3 separate regions of the Homo sapiens genome follow, and regions 1 and 2 are each linked to region 3. The links are chromatin loops, found by intact Hi-C in ENCODE. Cell type or tissue: psoas muscle. All regions are shown on one strand.

Region 1 (5,000 bases), 910 kb before region 3:
TGCATCCCAGCAGTCCTAACTCCAGTGTCTGCCTCCTAAGTTCAGTGACTTGCTGCACTCCCTGTGGGCTCCCCCTCCGTGTGCTGCAATTGGGAAAGTGCCTCCAGGCTGAGAGCCATGCGGGGCTCATTTCACATGTTTTTCTTCTTTAAGGAATTACGCTCCTCCACTGCTTGTTGTCCAACTTTGGAAAATAATTGATTCATCCATTTTGTCCGTGTTCACAGTTGTGTAGAACAGGAGGGTTTGTCTTGTACCAATTACCCCACCATGGCAGGAAGTGAAAGTTCAGTGTAGATTTAATGTTTCTTAATTCCTTAACAGATAATTTTATATATCAGAGAATGAAAAATAATAGTCTGCTGTTTACTGTTGAAACTTTCCCTCTCAAGGGTTGAGTCGAAGTATGCTAAAATGAATTGACACTGGACAGATTAATGGGAAAAACCAAACAAAATGTATTGTGTGCGTAAGTACAGGGGCCACACGCAAAGTAAGAGACTCAAAGTAGGGCCACATAACTGAAGCTTTTATACTGTAGTGCAGAAAAGCATAGAGATTTGGAGTGTGGGAACAGGTTTTCAGAGCAAGAACGGAGGAAGGCAAGCAAAGGTTGTCTTGGCTCTGCTGTTGGAGCCTGGCAGGCAGCAGCCCCCTGGAAGAATGGATGGGAGCCTGTGGAAAAGCTTCCTCTGTTACCTTTAAAAGTGCTGGGTGCGGTGGTTCATGCCTGTAATCCCAGCACTTTGGGAGGCCGAGGCAGGCGGATCACTTGAAGTCAGGAGTTCACATACCAATGTTCACATACCAGCCTGGCCAACATGGTGAAACCCCATCTCTACTAAAATTGCAAAAATTAGCCGGGCATGGTGGCGCACACTTGTAATCCCAGCTACTTGGGAGGCCGAGGCCTCCCTTGAACCCAGGAGGCCGAAGTTGCAGTGAGCTGAGATCGCACCACTAAACTCCAGCCTGGGCAACAGAGCGAGAGACTCAGTGTCAAAAAATAAAATAAAATAAAAAAGCATCAGACTTTCAGTCTCCCTTTCCTGTGAGTTCATCTTTCCAAGATCTGGGTAAAGCCAATACGGGTCAGGGTGGGGGCGCTCAGAGAAAGCCTGTTTTGCATTTGCTGTTTACTTAACTAATATTGATTTCCTCTACAAATGCAAATCTCCAGCTTTTCAGAGCCATTTTTGTGTTTGTAGCCCTTCTGAATAGCTATCTCAAAAATACACCAAAGAAGTATATTTTGGGGTGGCATATTTTGGTTTTCTTCATTACGGTGGCTTATCATAGAATATAATTTGTAGCTGACTAAATACCTGTTTAAAGGATTTTAAAATTCATGCGGTAATTTGCAGTCAGCATCGTGTGTGTGGGAGGGTGTTAAGGAAAGTTAGGGGTCATACTTACGTGCCCATTTATACTGTTACCATTCCTGATTATTCTGTTCACTTACCTAATTTCATTCTTATTGATTTTTTTTTTTTTTTTTTTTTGCTTCTTACAGCCTATAATTGTTCATTTTTGGCTTCTTGTGTAGCCTCAAAGGAAGTTAGGAATATTAGGTTCAGAAGAGGTCAAATCTAATCACCTTATGTTTTAGATGAAGAAATGGAGGACTGAGGAGACCAAATGACTTAAAGTCACACTGCTTTCTGGAGCCAGAATCAGAATCGAGTAACTAAGCACCCGTTTTAATGTTCTCTTCACAATCCTTTGCAACCTGCCCGCCTTTGAGTTTCCATAAAAATGTATTTAATAGTCTGTTTAGGTATTTGAAAACAACTTTTAAAAAAAAAATTAGAATTCCTGTAAGCTGTTCTTGTAATTTCTTCCTTCAACATTGATATGAGGTTAGCTAGGGCCTTCTCATGTCAGAATGTTCCAGGAAAATGAACCAGCCAAGAGGAAAAAAAAAAATGTAGTTAAGGAATTTTTCAAGTTTAAGATTAGTTTGCTTCTTAAGAAAATTAAAGCAAATTTTAAAACCCTAAATTTATACAAACAAAAAACCCTCCAAAATTGTATAAAATGTTTGACCAAGTCTCAGTAAATAGAAAAAGAAAGAAACAAGTAAGTGGTGTGCTGGTATAAGGTTCTAAAGGTTATGAGGACATGGTGTGTTGAATGCTTTTTCACGTCTCTGATATTGTGCTATGATGCTAGCACCATCTTGTGGTTGATTTATATAGTTGCATATTTCTTTTTTCTTGTAACAAAGCTGAACTTCCTTTAAGACATACACAGAAGGATTTGGGGTGAATGATTAGATCGTAATGAATGTTAAAAAGAGAGCTTTCTAGCCCCAGTCTCAAGTTCACTTCTATCCCAGGTCAGTGGTGCCCGAATGCTGCCTTTTCCTGTTTGGCAGGCTATGTGATGTGATTGTTAGACCAGCTCCTAGTGCAGAGCTGTCTACATCAGAGAATGGCACTTCTATTGACAGTCTCAGCAGTGAGGCTGAATGGTCCTAGAAATCCAACTACCTGCAGACTATCGGAGTTGGTCCCTTAGGTCAGGGTTCAAAGGATGTTGTGGAACAGCTTGAAGCTTTTACTGATACTACCTGTACTCTCTCTTTTCATAGGTGAATGGACAACTTGAGTATCTGAGTTTATGAGTAAAGCCAGTACCCATATTCTTTTTTTTTTTTTTTTAACTCGAGATAGACTAAAGAAGTTCAAATGAGAAAGGTGAATTTAAATTTTGATTTTTGTTGAAAGGTCAAGAACGTATGCTTCTGTTTACATTTTATCTTTTCTGTACTTACAGCTTCCTGGGATATTTTACTTCTATTTCTGTGGAAGCTATGGGAAACCATGAAAACATGTTTTAGAGGTTTGGATAGTCTCAGTGGTAATATGTGGTAACTGTAGCATCAGCTAATCCTTCTTACAGGACCATAAGTGCATTCTAAAAAGAAATGAGAAAGGCTAGACAGAGCCACCTCAGAAAAGAAAATTTTCTTTACTGTGTACACTTAATGAATATGCCTGCTACTTTAAAAAATTACATTTGTTGTTTGATTCTGTGTAAATATAATACCTGGTCGTTATAGAATATTCTGAAAATGAAGAAGAGTAAAAAAGAAAAAAAAAATCACCAGTAGCCCTATTTTTGATTTTGGTTTGTTTTTTCCAATCTTCTCTCCCCTTCTCCCTTGCATAATTTATTGTTTCATTTTACATAACAATGAGGTCATTTGATCCACTTTTTTTTTTTTTTTTTTCTTTTTGAGACAGAGTCTTGCTCTGTTGCCAGGCTGGAGTGCAGTGGCATGATCTCAGCTCATTGCAACCTCCACCTCCTGGTTTTAAGAGATTCTCCTGCCTCAGCCTCCCGAGTAGCTAGGACTACCGGAGCGCGCCACCATGTCCAGCTAATTTTTGTATTTTTAGTAGAGACGGGGTTTCACCATGTGGTTGGCCAGGATGGTCTTGATCTCTTGACCTCGTGATCCACCCACCTTGGCCTCCCAAAGTGCTAGGATTACAGGTGTGAGCCACTGCGCCCGTCCCACATTTTTTTTTAAATAAAAGATTGTAACATTAGTATTTTCCATTTCTATATATTCTTGATCATTTTAATGTGTGCATAATATTTCCTTGAGTGATGTTAGCTAACCTTTTGTTGAATCCTAATATATTTCCATTTACCTCCTCTATCATTTATTGTGCTGCAGTGAACATATTTGAACAGGATTATTTGATTAGGATCGTCTCTCAGAAGGCAGATGACCAAGTGAAAGGGTATCAACAGTTTTATGGCTCTTAATAAAATATGCCTGGAACTACATTTTTACTGCGGCTCATCAAATCACTTGTGTTCTTTCTCCATATTTTCTCTGTGTTAGAATGTGACTTTAAAAATAAAAATCTTAGGTAGACCAGGACTAAGTACTTTACATGCATTACTCATTTAATCCACAAACAATTATATAAGAAATATACTGTTGTTTATGATTTTGGGGATTTTATAGACTCTAGAATTAAATACAACTGAGATTCCTTTTTCTAAGATACTCTTCCATGGAAGATACATTTAATGTTAGTAATGCTAGCAAATTTGCATGGTTCTGAGAATCTGGCCTTACCCTAAATCCACTTTACATACTTAACATTTCTTAATCAGAAGCTGAAGAATATTTCTTTTAGTTATTTGGATATGACTATGACTTTTTTTTTTTTGAGATGGAGTCTCGCTCTGTCGCCTAGGGTGGAGTGCAGTGGTGTGATCTCAGCTCACTGCAAGCTCCGCCTCCCGGGCTCATGCCATTCTCCTGCCTCAGCCTCCCGAGTAGCTGGGACCACAGGTGCCCGCCACCACACCTGGCTAATTTTTTTTTTGTATTTTTAGTAGAGACGAGGTTTCACTGTGGTCTCGATCTCCTGACCTTGTGATCTGCCCTCCTTGGCCTCCCAAAGTGCTGGGATTACAGGCGTGAGCCACCACGCCCGGCAACTATGACCTTTAAGAGAGAAAGTACTACTCTATTTATATATTATGTGCATGTGCATGCCCATTATTTTCCTTGTTTGCATTCATTTTCTTTTCTTCATTCTTTCCTTTTTTTTTTTTTTTAAGACAGGGCCTTGCTCTGTCACCCAGGCTAGTGTACAGTGGTGCAATCACAGATCACAGTAGCCTTGACCTCCTAGGCTCAAGTGATCTTCTCACCTTATCCTCCAGAGTAGGTGGGACTATTGGTGCAAGCCACCACAGCTGGCTATTTTTAAAATCTCTTTGTAGAGACAGGGTCTCCCTATGTCACCCAGGCTGGTCTCTGACTCCTGGACTCAAGTGATCCTCCAGTCTCAGCCTCCCAAAGTGCTGGGATTACAGGCATGAGCCACCATGCCTGGCCTGCATTCAGTTTCTTAAAAAGTTGGTTCTCCATTACTAAGGCTCTGCTAGGTGAAATTGTTAGAAAATCATCATGCAGTTGCCCTTCATTGTTTATAGGATTCTTATTCCTGGCCTTGACCTTGGTCAGT
Region 2 (5,000 bases), 660 kb before region 3:
AGGTTATTGTTATTTAAATGAACAGTCGACTGCACTGTAATGAAGAAATGCATGCTTTTCCCAACTCAGTTATCAACCAGAATTCTAGGAAAATGAGAATTTGTGTCTGCTTTCATTCACAGAGCAAACTAGAGGTCAGTGTTTTCAATATGAACCTTTTTTTAGCTTTTCAACAGTGAATAATTAGGAGCTGCTGCTTCTGAAATTACCTGTATTCACTGTAGAGAAGGAAAGACTTTTATCTTTCACGATGAAATACATTTTCTCATTCAAACTTTGTCATTCTTTTTTTAAATGGCATTTTACATCACTGAGTCGATCCTCGGTAGTAAAATAAAAGAAATATATTTTGTGAGCTGCAATAGCCTTGTTTATTCAATTTTACTTCCTTAAATTTCATCTCCTCCTTGAAAAATGATCCAAATGCAAAAATGGGTTTAAAGCAGTTGAATGTACAAAGCAATTATCCACATAAAATGCTATTATACAAACATACATGTTCCTTGCACTTTGATTAAATGGAACTGATTCTTGATCCTTATCGATTATGTGCTTCTATTGTTTTTTTAACAGCTTTATTGAGATATAATTTATATGTTATATAATGCGCCCATTTAAAATGTACAATTCAGTAGCTGTTAGGATATTCACTGCATCATGCAACCATCACCACAAACAATTGTAGAACTTTTTTTTTTTTTTTGAGGCAGAGATTTGCTCTTGTTGCCCAGGCTGCAGTGCAATGGTGCGATCTCGGCTCACCGCAACCTCCGCGTCCCAGGTTCAAGCGATTCTCCTGCCTCAGCTTTCCGAGTAGTTGGGATTACAGGCATGCGCCACCACACCCTGCTAGTTTTGTATTTTTAGTAGAGACGGGGTTTCTCCATGTTGGTCAGGCTGGTCTCAAACTCCCAACCTCAGGTGATCTGCCCGTCTCAGCCTCCCAAAGTGCTGCGATTACAGGCGTGAGCCACGACACCCAGCCCAATTGTAGAACATTTTTATCACCGCAAAAAGAAATCTGGTATCCATTAATAGTCACTCCCACTTTCCTGCCAGCCCCTGACATCCACTAGTATACTTCCTGTCTCTATAGATTTGCCTATTCTAGATATTTCTTATAAATGGAATCATACTATATGTGGTATTTTGCGTCTGGCTTCTTTCACTTAGCATAATGTTTCAAATCTTCTTATTGACAAATAATATTCCATTGTATGGATACATAAATTTTATTTGTCCATTTATCAATTGATGAACATTTGGGTTGTTTCTACTTTTTGAATATTATGAACAATGCTGTCATGGACATTTATGTACAAGTTTTTGTGTGAACATACACTTTCATTTCTCCTTGCTGCCTACTTAGGAGTAGAATTGCTGGGTCATGTGGTAACTTTGCATAGCTTTTGAAAAACTGCCAAACTATTTTCTAAAGTGGCTGCACTGTTTCCCAGTCCCACCAGCAATGAATAAGTGTTCCAATTTCTTCACCTCTTCACCAGCACTTGCTTTTGTGCATCTTTTATATTATAGTTTTTCAAGTAGCAGTGAGGAACTATCTCATGGTGGCTTTGGTTTGCATTTCCCTAATGTCTAGATGTTGAACATTTTTTCATGTGCTTATTGGCCATTTGTATTTCTTCTTTGGAGAAATGTCTGATTCTATTGAGTTTTTAAAAATTCTTTTGCCTCACCTCAGGCATGTGGTTAGCAGAACCATTAGAAACAAATATATCTTCCTAAAGGGAGGGATTTTCAAACAAATGTATACGTTGAAGATGTTCTTTTTACCATGGTAGTATTTTAGATTAGGCGATAACTGAATTGTTCTCAGGAAGCAATTTGCTTCTAAAACTTTGTTTTCCGTTTGGTTAGCGATACGGATATTAGTGGTCCCAGAAGCATACCTAGAAAGATCAGCTTGTCTAATTAACTCATTTTACCAATTAGGAAAGCAAGGACCTAAGAGGTGAAATATGTGGGTCACATGGAGAATTAATGATAGAGTTGGAATTGTATCCAGGTGGAGTATCTGAAATTCTCTGTTTATTTTAGAGAGAATATAGCACTTTGCCACTAGGTTCTCACTGATTTAAAAAAAAAAATGGTGAAAATGCCCTGCAGTTTACTCAGTGACATTTATTGTTGAGTACTTAACACATATTATTTTCTTCTATCCTCATAGAAGCATATGTAAGATTGATACTTTTATTTTCTCGTTTTATGTGTGGGGAAACTGAGGTTAGCTCACTTTTTCAATGGCACCTACATAGTGAGTGGCAGATTTTCTGATTCCAAATCTGCTGTGCTCTGTTTCTTCTGATCTGTCTGAGGAATGAAAGACAGCATCAGCACATTGCTTCCTGTGCCATCTTCCAACTTCTCATGGTCACTGAAACAAATAACCGATAGGTGGCATCAAGGAGCACTCACTTACCATTGCCATAGTTAACAGTTATTTAGCAACGCTACAATACCAACTTCAGAAGTAGAATATATGGTTCTGTGGACAGAAGAATTGTTCAAATGTAAGAATACTGTACCTTAAGGCACCAATAACAGAACAACTTACATTCATAGGGTACTTTTCAGTTACAAAGCATTTGACTTACACTTTTAATTTGATGCTCACAATTTGACAAGCTTTTCATTGTCTTTGTTTTTATGTACTTTTAATACTCATGATGAAACAAAGGCCTGAAGGGCTTTAGTTACTACGGTCCTAAAGTCTGAGGCAGAGCTGCTTTTCAAAACAAGTCTCTTGGCTCCCATGTAGTCCTGTGTATTCCCTCCAGTGTACCATCCTCCGCCATAATGATGTGCTGTTGGGCACTCATTTGAAAGGAGAGGAGACTTTATACCATTATTTCAGACAACAACAGAGCTATGAACAAGTAGAAGTTATAGGGAGGCTAATTTTGAACCCATATAAAGAAGAATTGATCTGTCCAACAATGAAATGTGTTGTCTTATGAAGGAGTGAGGCCTCTTGTCATTGAACTGTTCAAACTAGGGCTGACTGACCATCTGGAAGGATCTTGCAGAAGGCATTTCTGCATTGGGGGAGGTGGGGAGTGTGTTTGTGGTGCTGAGAGATGTTAGATGGCACCTAAGAGCCCTTTCAACTATGAAATTGTGGATCTTTGTTCTTAGTTAAGAGAGTAAGCTGGTTTAAGGGGTCCTCTGTATCCTTATTGAGGAAAGAGAGTTTAGCTCTGATACACTCTTATCCTGCAATGTTAAGGGTACAGGGTTTTCTCTTTAAAAGAAAGTAACCAAATTTATCAACCTGGATTACTGGTTTGTAAAAGGTTAGAACAGCTGTTCCCATCTATGTTAACAGATGCTGTATACAACAAGGGATCTATATTCAGATAAGATTTGACTATCGCAAGGACAGAAAACCAAACACCACATGTTCTCACTCATAGGTGGGAATTGAACAATGAGAACACTTGGACACAGGGTGAGGGACATCACACACCGGGACCTGTCGTTGGGTGGGGGGATGGGGGAGGGATAACATTAGGAGAAATACCTAATGTAAATGACGAGTTAATGGGTGCAGCACACCAACATGGCACATGTATGCATATGTAACAAACCTGCACATTGTGCACATGTACCCTAGAACTTAAAGTATAATAATAAAAAAATTAAACATTTTTAAAAAAAGATTTGATATGAGCCTGCAACATGCTGTTGTTCTTTGTGACTATCCAAGAGAAAGAGAAAAGAGGCAGCAATTCCAAATTTGTTTTTTAGTTTTGCAAAGTGCTTCAGAGGTCAGTGGCTCTCAGCCCTTGTTGCTCGTGAGAATCACCTGGGGAGCTTTTTAAAAATCAGATGCCCAGGCCCCACCGCAGACCAAATGAATCATATTCTCTAGTTCCCAGATACTGGTGGGTTCCCAGTATCTTAACAGCTGTCCGGGTGATGCTTACATGAAACCAGAGTTAAGAAGAGCTCATCTAATCAGTCTACTCTGAGCATGAGTCCAGGCAAAATCTGGACGTTTGCTTTTGTAATTCAGCTTCTTGTCTAGCATTTCTATTATCAATTCAAAGCCAATGCTCTTTAGTACAATAAGGGGCAGTGTCTTACAGTGGTTCACACTGCTGCTCTTGAGCCAGACAGCCTGGCTTTGTCCACTTACTAGCTTTGTGACGTCAGGAAAGTTATTTTAATCACTCTGTGCCTCAAGTTCTTTATTTGTAAATCAAGATAATAATAGTAGTTACAAAGTAAAGGCTAAAGTTAATAAAGACCCAAAAGAAAATTAAAACTCTACATATTATGATATTATAATTACCACCATCATCATCGTCCTCCTCGTCACCATTATTGTTTTGTTGTTGGTAGCAGTGGTGTCCTGCTAGGTGTTAGAAGCTAGGAACCTATAGAAAAAGTGCTCTTCCCTGTACAGGACTATACCTGGCCTTACTTGAAAACTAAGAACTCTTAGCAACATTAGCAACATACTTCTCAGCTCTAGAACTTCCCGATGAAGTGGAATGTTTTGCATCGGACTTTTTGCAAGAAGATCAAGCTTGAACCCGGTAACCTGTTTTTCCATCGAGCACTTGATTCTACATTAAGATCAGGCCATAGCTCTGCAAGGTGGGGGCCCGGACTGAAGGGTCAGGCTGGGTTTCTGTTTCGTAACTGGGAAAGGCATGTACTGCATGCGGCAGGCTGACCTCCTGAATCTTCAGGACAATCTCAATTTCAGATGGCCCACCCTGCTGATCAAACCTGTGGTTTGGAAAGCATGGTTACTGCTAAATAGGAAGCAAGGGCTCCAAATGCCAGTGTCCTAATCGTTTAAAAAGTAAATATAATTTGAATATGTGGGATAGCCTCAGAGAAAAATCAAAGAACACAATTAAGCATAGTTTCTATTTAGTTTTCAGTTGATGAAGGAATAATTTGAAGTTGCTCTAGTCACTGAGAGTACAGTAGCAATAGTCCTCCATTCTCTGGGATTCAGGGCAAGA
Region 3 (5,000 bases):
AGGTTGGTTAATTAATGGTGTGCATTCAAAAATGGGAGTAGGACAAACAAGACAGCTAATTTTGATAATGAACAGATTCGAAGCAACCAGATGACAGTGTTCTCTGTATATAGTTCCACACCAGCCATGTTTTTGTTTGGATTCTGTGTTAATTTTAGAAACTGTAAAACACAACATGCCAAATTGGTTGATTGAAATAGTGCTACTTCCCAGAGGCTAACAATCTGTTGTCTCTTGCAAGAGGCAAGAGGTTGCAGCATAAGTGCTTACTTGGTTATAGGCAAGAGCCTCCACGCAAACCGGGGAATTGAGACAGTTGTCCAGGAAATTCAGTGCCTCAGTTAACTGGCTGCTTTGAGTATTTTGATTCTGCTTGATGCCTGTCTGCGTATTCCTTCATTCATTTGTTTATGCTGCCATTCATTACATATTGGTTCAACTCTCTTTGCCAGTATAGACCCAGATTATATTTTGATCGGGAACATTGTCTTTTTAGTCAAAGTTACAAAGAGTATTTTCCCTAAAGACCAGTCAAGGAAGCTGGCCATTTCAAGTAATCTACAAATATTTATTCCTGAAGGAATACTAACTTTTTAGGGACCTTTTAAACCCAACAAAATCTAGTTGCTGGGTTTAAAATGAATAGAAGGAAGGACGGAAGGAAAGAGAGAAGGAAGGAAAGAAGGGAGATGGATTGGTTTGTGATTTTTAATTCAGACAAACTTTGAAGAAACACCCTTTCTTTAAATAATAAATACTGGCTGCTAATTTGTTGAATTTTAAATAATATGATAAAATGGTACTTAAGGAAGCTATACACAACAAAGATAAACATTTTTGCTCTCATGGGATCTCTATTTAAAAGTAGAAAAGATTGTTTTAACAGAGCGTCATATAATAGCAAATATGGTAGCTGGCTTATTAGAAAGTCATAAATGTTTATGTTTGACTCACATTTTGTAAAATGTTGTCACTGAGCGTGGTTATATATGGCAGTTTCTTGTAGTCCGTCTCACTAAAATTAACTGTTCACTAGTAAAAGGTTCACAATACTGGGTATAACTTAATGAGAATTAAAACAAGCTCCTCTTTTCAGCAGAGCTTTTGCTTGAGAGAAAAGTCCCCCCAGAATATCAGGGAGATACTTCAGATAAACATTCAGAATCACCTCCTGGCTAAGCATGTGAGCCAGGAAAAAAAGAAAAAAAAAAAAAAAAAAAAGAAAAAACTCAGTCAAGACCCCCATGGCAAGTGGAAAGGATTTGAAATAGCTCATAATTTGGGCTTTGAGCTATTCTGCAGGGTTGTTAGCTGTTTGGTATGATTCGTTTTATCCAAGAGCAGTTCCGGATTGTCAGGCATCCTCTCTTATTGCAAAGATAAATAAATAGAAATTCAGACATTCGGGGAGAATTTGACTTTTATTTCCTTCTTCCTCATTAGAGCCTATTTGGACCCTCACCCCCACCCCCACCCCCCTTTTAAGCCTTTCCGTTTCATGATAACTCTTTCAAGAAGAGAAACAAGCATAAAACAAACAACAGTTAGAAAGAAGCAACCACCTTGTTGGGGATTCCTGTGAATGTATTTAGAAATGAAACACTTCTTGCTTTTGCTTTAATAAGCATTTAGGAGGCTCTACTATCGGGCCATGAGTAATGAGAAAGAGGTATGGTTTTGATTTACTACTGTAGTTTAAATAGACTTAGAATCCAGTGAAATTGTTTTGTTCTAATTCTATCCATTTTTTTCTCAGTTCACCAACTTCTCAAAGAAAGACTTTCCCCAAGTAGCCGGCATTTTCCCAGTATGATAAGGCAAGCAGCGAGAAAGTTTTGTTGTTGTCTTTGTCTTGCTTTTCCCCACTTCAAGCCTCTGAGGCCCCATGGAAATCCTTGGAGTACACTTGGTTGAGTATGGACCATTCTAAATGAAATACAAATCAAAAGCATCCTTTCACTGGCCCCTTTAGGTTCTTAAGCAGAAGAATGTTCTGATCACTGAAGCCATTTCAAGACCTGAAATTAGAAAGTAATAAAAAATATCACACTCTCCCTGGTGGGTAGGACATATAATTGGTTCCCCAGCAGGACTTCAGCTCCAAGTGAGAAATGCGTAGCCTGTGGATCCTTGCTTTCAGAAGAACCACATGCAAACACTACCAAATAAGTAAAAAATAAGCAAAGGGAAACAGGAAAACCAGAGACAAATTCAGAAATAAATAGCCAAGGGCTAGAAAGAATAAAGAAAAAAAAAAAGCATTAACCCCAGATGTCTTTAAACACAAAAATTTGTGCACAAAACACCAGACGAGACGGTAAGTTTATGTGTTTAGATCAGCTTGGACAAACACCGCTGTTCAGGACTGCAGTTATTTTTTTGGATTCCATTCTGGCTGCAAGATGTTCTTGGGGAGAAAATGGACTGTGCTCACACAATCCTAACTGTTTGGGATTTGACTTAAAAAACTGGCCAGGGCCTTGATTTGCAGCTCACTCTTGGCCTAAGCCCGGCGTTCCAGCCGGTTGGGTTTTGTTGCTCGTGGAGTTTGGAAGCCGAACAGTTGGGGTGTGCTGCGATGGACAGGGCCACTGAGCACACAGAGCCTGGTGCTATGCTGCCACCTTCTGTCTAATGTGTCATAGCAAGAGGTGGCTGAGCTCTGGACTGCCTAGAAAACTCGGTGACTTTCTGCCTTTGAGAGTCAGGTCCTCTATAATCTGCACATTCCGGAGCAGCAGTGCCCTCTCTTCCTGTACACCTGTGGGTTCAAGGCCTTGGGGGCTGGCCCTTTGATAGCTTCTTCCAGAACCCACGCCAGTCTGTTTGTTTGCCTCTCTTCCTCATTCCCTCCCTCTCTCCCTGCCAGATCTTGAAGTTTCCGTAGGTAGAAGGGTCTGGAAAAACGAGGTTGAAGGCAAAGACAGGGCTTTTCGTTTTCAAACGTCAGCACACTCTTGTCTAAATTACTGCCAAAGACAAATGGGATGAAGTGGAGGAAAGGAAAAGTGAGATTGAATAGCAGGAAAAAAGCCCTGACAGCAAGATCTATTGCCCTGTGGAGAGGTGTCCCCAGGGGTGAGCTATTGGTTGAGATATTTAAAACTTGAGTGGACAAAACATTAGACCCTTCACCACAGGGAACAATTCTACAGCAGCCCCTGGGACCTGACCCTCGTGAGCGCAGAGGTCCTTCCCAACTCTAATTTTTTATGATTTCTCAATTGACTTCCCATTCTATAAAAAGTATTCTGTTGCTGCTCAGAAACCCAACTGCTTTGACATTCTGTTTGAGGTCGGGATGGTTTCAATCTACTTTCAGTTGTGTGCAGCATTGAAAATGCCCCTATACCTACTTTTTTTGAGCCAAAGAAATGTAAATTCATATAATTAAGCCTAGAAATATGTATTTGAGGAATGACATAGGGGACACTGCCCTTGACAACTGGCCAAGACATGACTCGCCAAGCACCCGGGGATTTGCTGTACAGCCTTTGACAAATGCTTACCCTTTCTGAGTCACCAGTTTTCATTGGGTTGTCTCACTGGTCAGGATGAGAATATCTGATGCCAGTTGGGAACATTTTGGAAGGACTGTGGTGGTGAAAGAAATAGCTTAGTTCTGCACCTGATTGCCAATCACTCCTTGTTGTGAGGATTGTACACTTCTCAGCTTGCAGGCCTGGATCAGGGGAGACAAAAGGAGGGAGAGAGGTGAGATGTCGGATGTGCGGTCATGGTCTTTGCTTGCAGGTTCTCCCTCCCTGGGGTGACTGGGTTCAGCCATCCAGCTGATTATTTTTAGGCTCTTGTTAATTGCCAGGCATGGAGCTAGGAGCTTGTGTGTCAGAGTGGAAGTGAACAAAAACAGTGGAGAACAAATGGAGTCCTCAGGGATACCTATCTCAGTGGCTTCGAACTGTTCTTAGGGTAAAGTTTAAAATCCCACATTCTGCAAAGCATCAGGTGATCTGGCCCTTCCTGCTTCTTTGATCTCTCCTTGGACCTTTCTCCAGCAGGCTGAGTTCCCTCAATTTTCCTTGGTGAGCTCTGTTTCTTCTCATCTCAGTGCCTGCCTGGGTGCTCAGCCCAGACACTCCTGGTCTTGCCACCCCTTTCACCTGGTCAGTGCTGCTTCTCATCTTTCAGTTCCCAGCTGTAAGGTCTCTTGCCCAGAGACGCCTTCCCAGACCTCTGGGCTGGGGTTCAGTTTCTCCAGCATGTGCCCCTCTGGGCCTTGTCTCATCTCTATCCAAGCACATGCCATTAAGGGTGAGTGCAGGACTGGAGGTTTACTATGGATCTCCTTGCCAGCCCATGCTCCGTGTGACAGGCAACTCGCTTGTCTTGTCTTTGCCTCGCAGGGCCTCCCACAGGGCCTTGTTCAAAGTATAGCTGTTGAGTGGATGAACAAATGAAAGGCTGAATGAATGAAGTGCTATAACATTGGTAGGCACTGTTGCAGAGGTTGAGATAAGGAATTGCACCCGGAAGGGCTTCCTGTAGGAAAAGTTAAGAGTTTCTCTGTTAAGAAAGGTCTGGGGGCAGTTTCTACTGGTTACCCTCCTCACCCCATCCCCACCAGCCTAGGAATGGGGTCAGTTTAAAATTTCTCATTGTAAAATAATACATAGCTGTAGTAAGAAATTCAAACATTACTGAAATGTATAAGCACTAAAAGTCACCATCCTTGCCCCTACAGACATCCTACCCTTTTGGGGATAACCATTACTTCCCTTCCTCCCTCCCAGATGTTTTCTTTATACCTTTTCCTCAGTTGTGGAATTATTTTAAAGTGTTTTATTCTGCCCCAAAAGGTGTATGACAATGTCCTAGAGGGCCTGACTCATTATTTTACTCAACTGGGGATTTGGGGAAAGTCTGGAAAAGTTTGCAGGCCAGAGTTTATTTCCTAGGAGCCAATTTCCCAGCCCTGGGACACAGGGGTTTTGGTCTGGAGAGACCTTTTTCAGTAAGTACAGTGACTATTGATTTCTGCC

What was found. A loop is a pair of places that touch in the nucleus more often than their neighbours do. Peaks named below come from ENCODE experiments on the same cell type or tissue, not always from the same donor. Only the 100,000 strongest peaks of a DNase experiment are listed, where the experiment ranks them.
Region 1: it touches region 3 in a loop (8-fold over the local background); 54 of 110 quality-filtered maps call a loop at or near these places.
Region 2: a loop joins it to region 3, with 5 times the contacts of the local background. A loop is called at or near these places in 56 of 110 quality-filtered maps.

What each region holds. Positions count from the first base shown.
Region 1 is chr10:112,469,887-112,474,886 of GRCh38, forward strand. All of the region lies in intron 3 of VTI1A (vesicle transport through interaction with t-SNAREs 1A), which reads left to right. Among named protein-coding and RNA genes, the nearest start is that of VTI1A, 25 kb to the left of the region's middle. In psoas muscle, a CTCF peak has its summit at 2,178 (motif pointing left); no DNase peak of the experiment used is centred here.
Region 2 is chr10:112,718,861-112,723,860 of GRCh38, forward strand. The region is part of intron 7 of VTI1A (vesicle transport through interaction with t-SNAREs 1A); the gene reads left to right. Among named protein-coding and RNA genes, the nearest start is that of MIR4295, 87 kb to the left of the region's middle. RefSeq lists a silencer at 2,230-2,524. In psoas muscle, a CTCF peak has its summit at 2,410; no DNase peak of the experiment used is centred here.
Region 3 is chr10:113,382,713-113,387,712 of GRCh38, forward strand. No RefSeq gene overlaps it. Among named protein-coding and RNA genes, the nearest start is that of HABP2, 170 kb to the right of the region's middle. RefSeq lists a silencer at 2,598-2,707. In psoas muscle, a CTCF peak has its summit at 2,631 (motif pointing left); a DNase peak (open chromatin) is centred at 2,559; H3K27ac peaks cover 681 bases.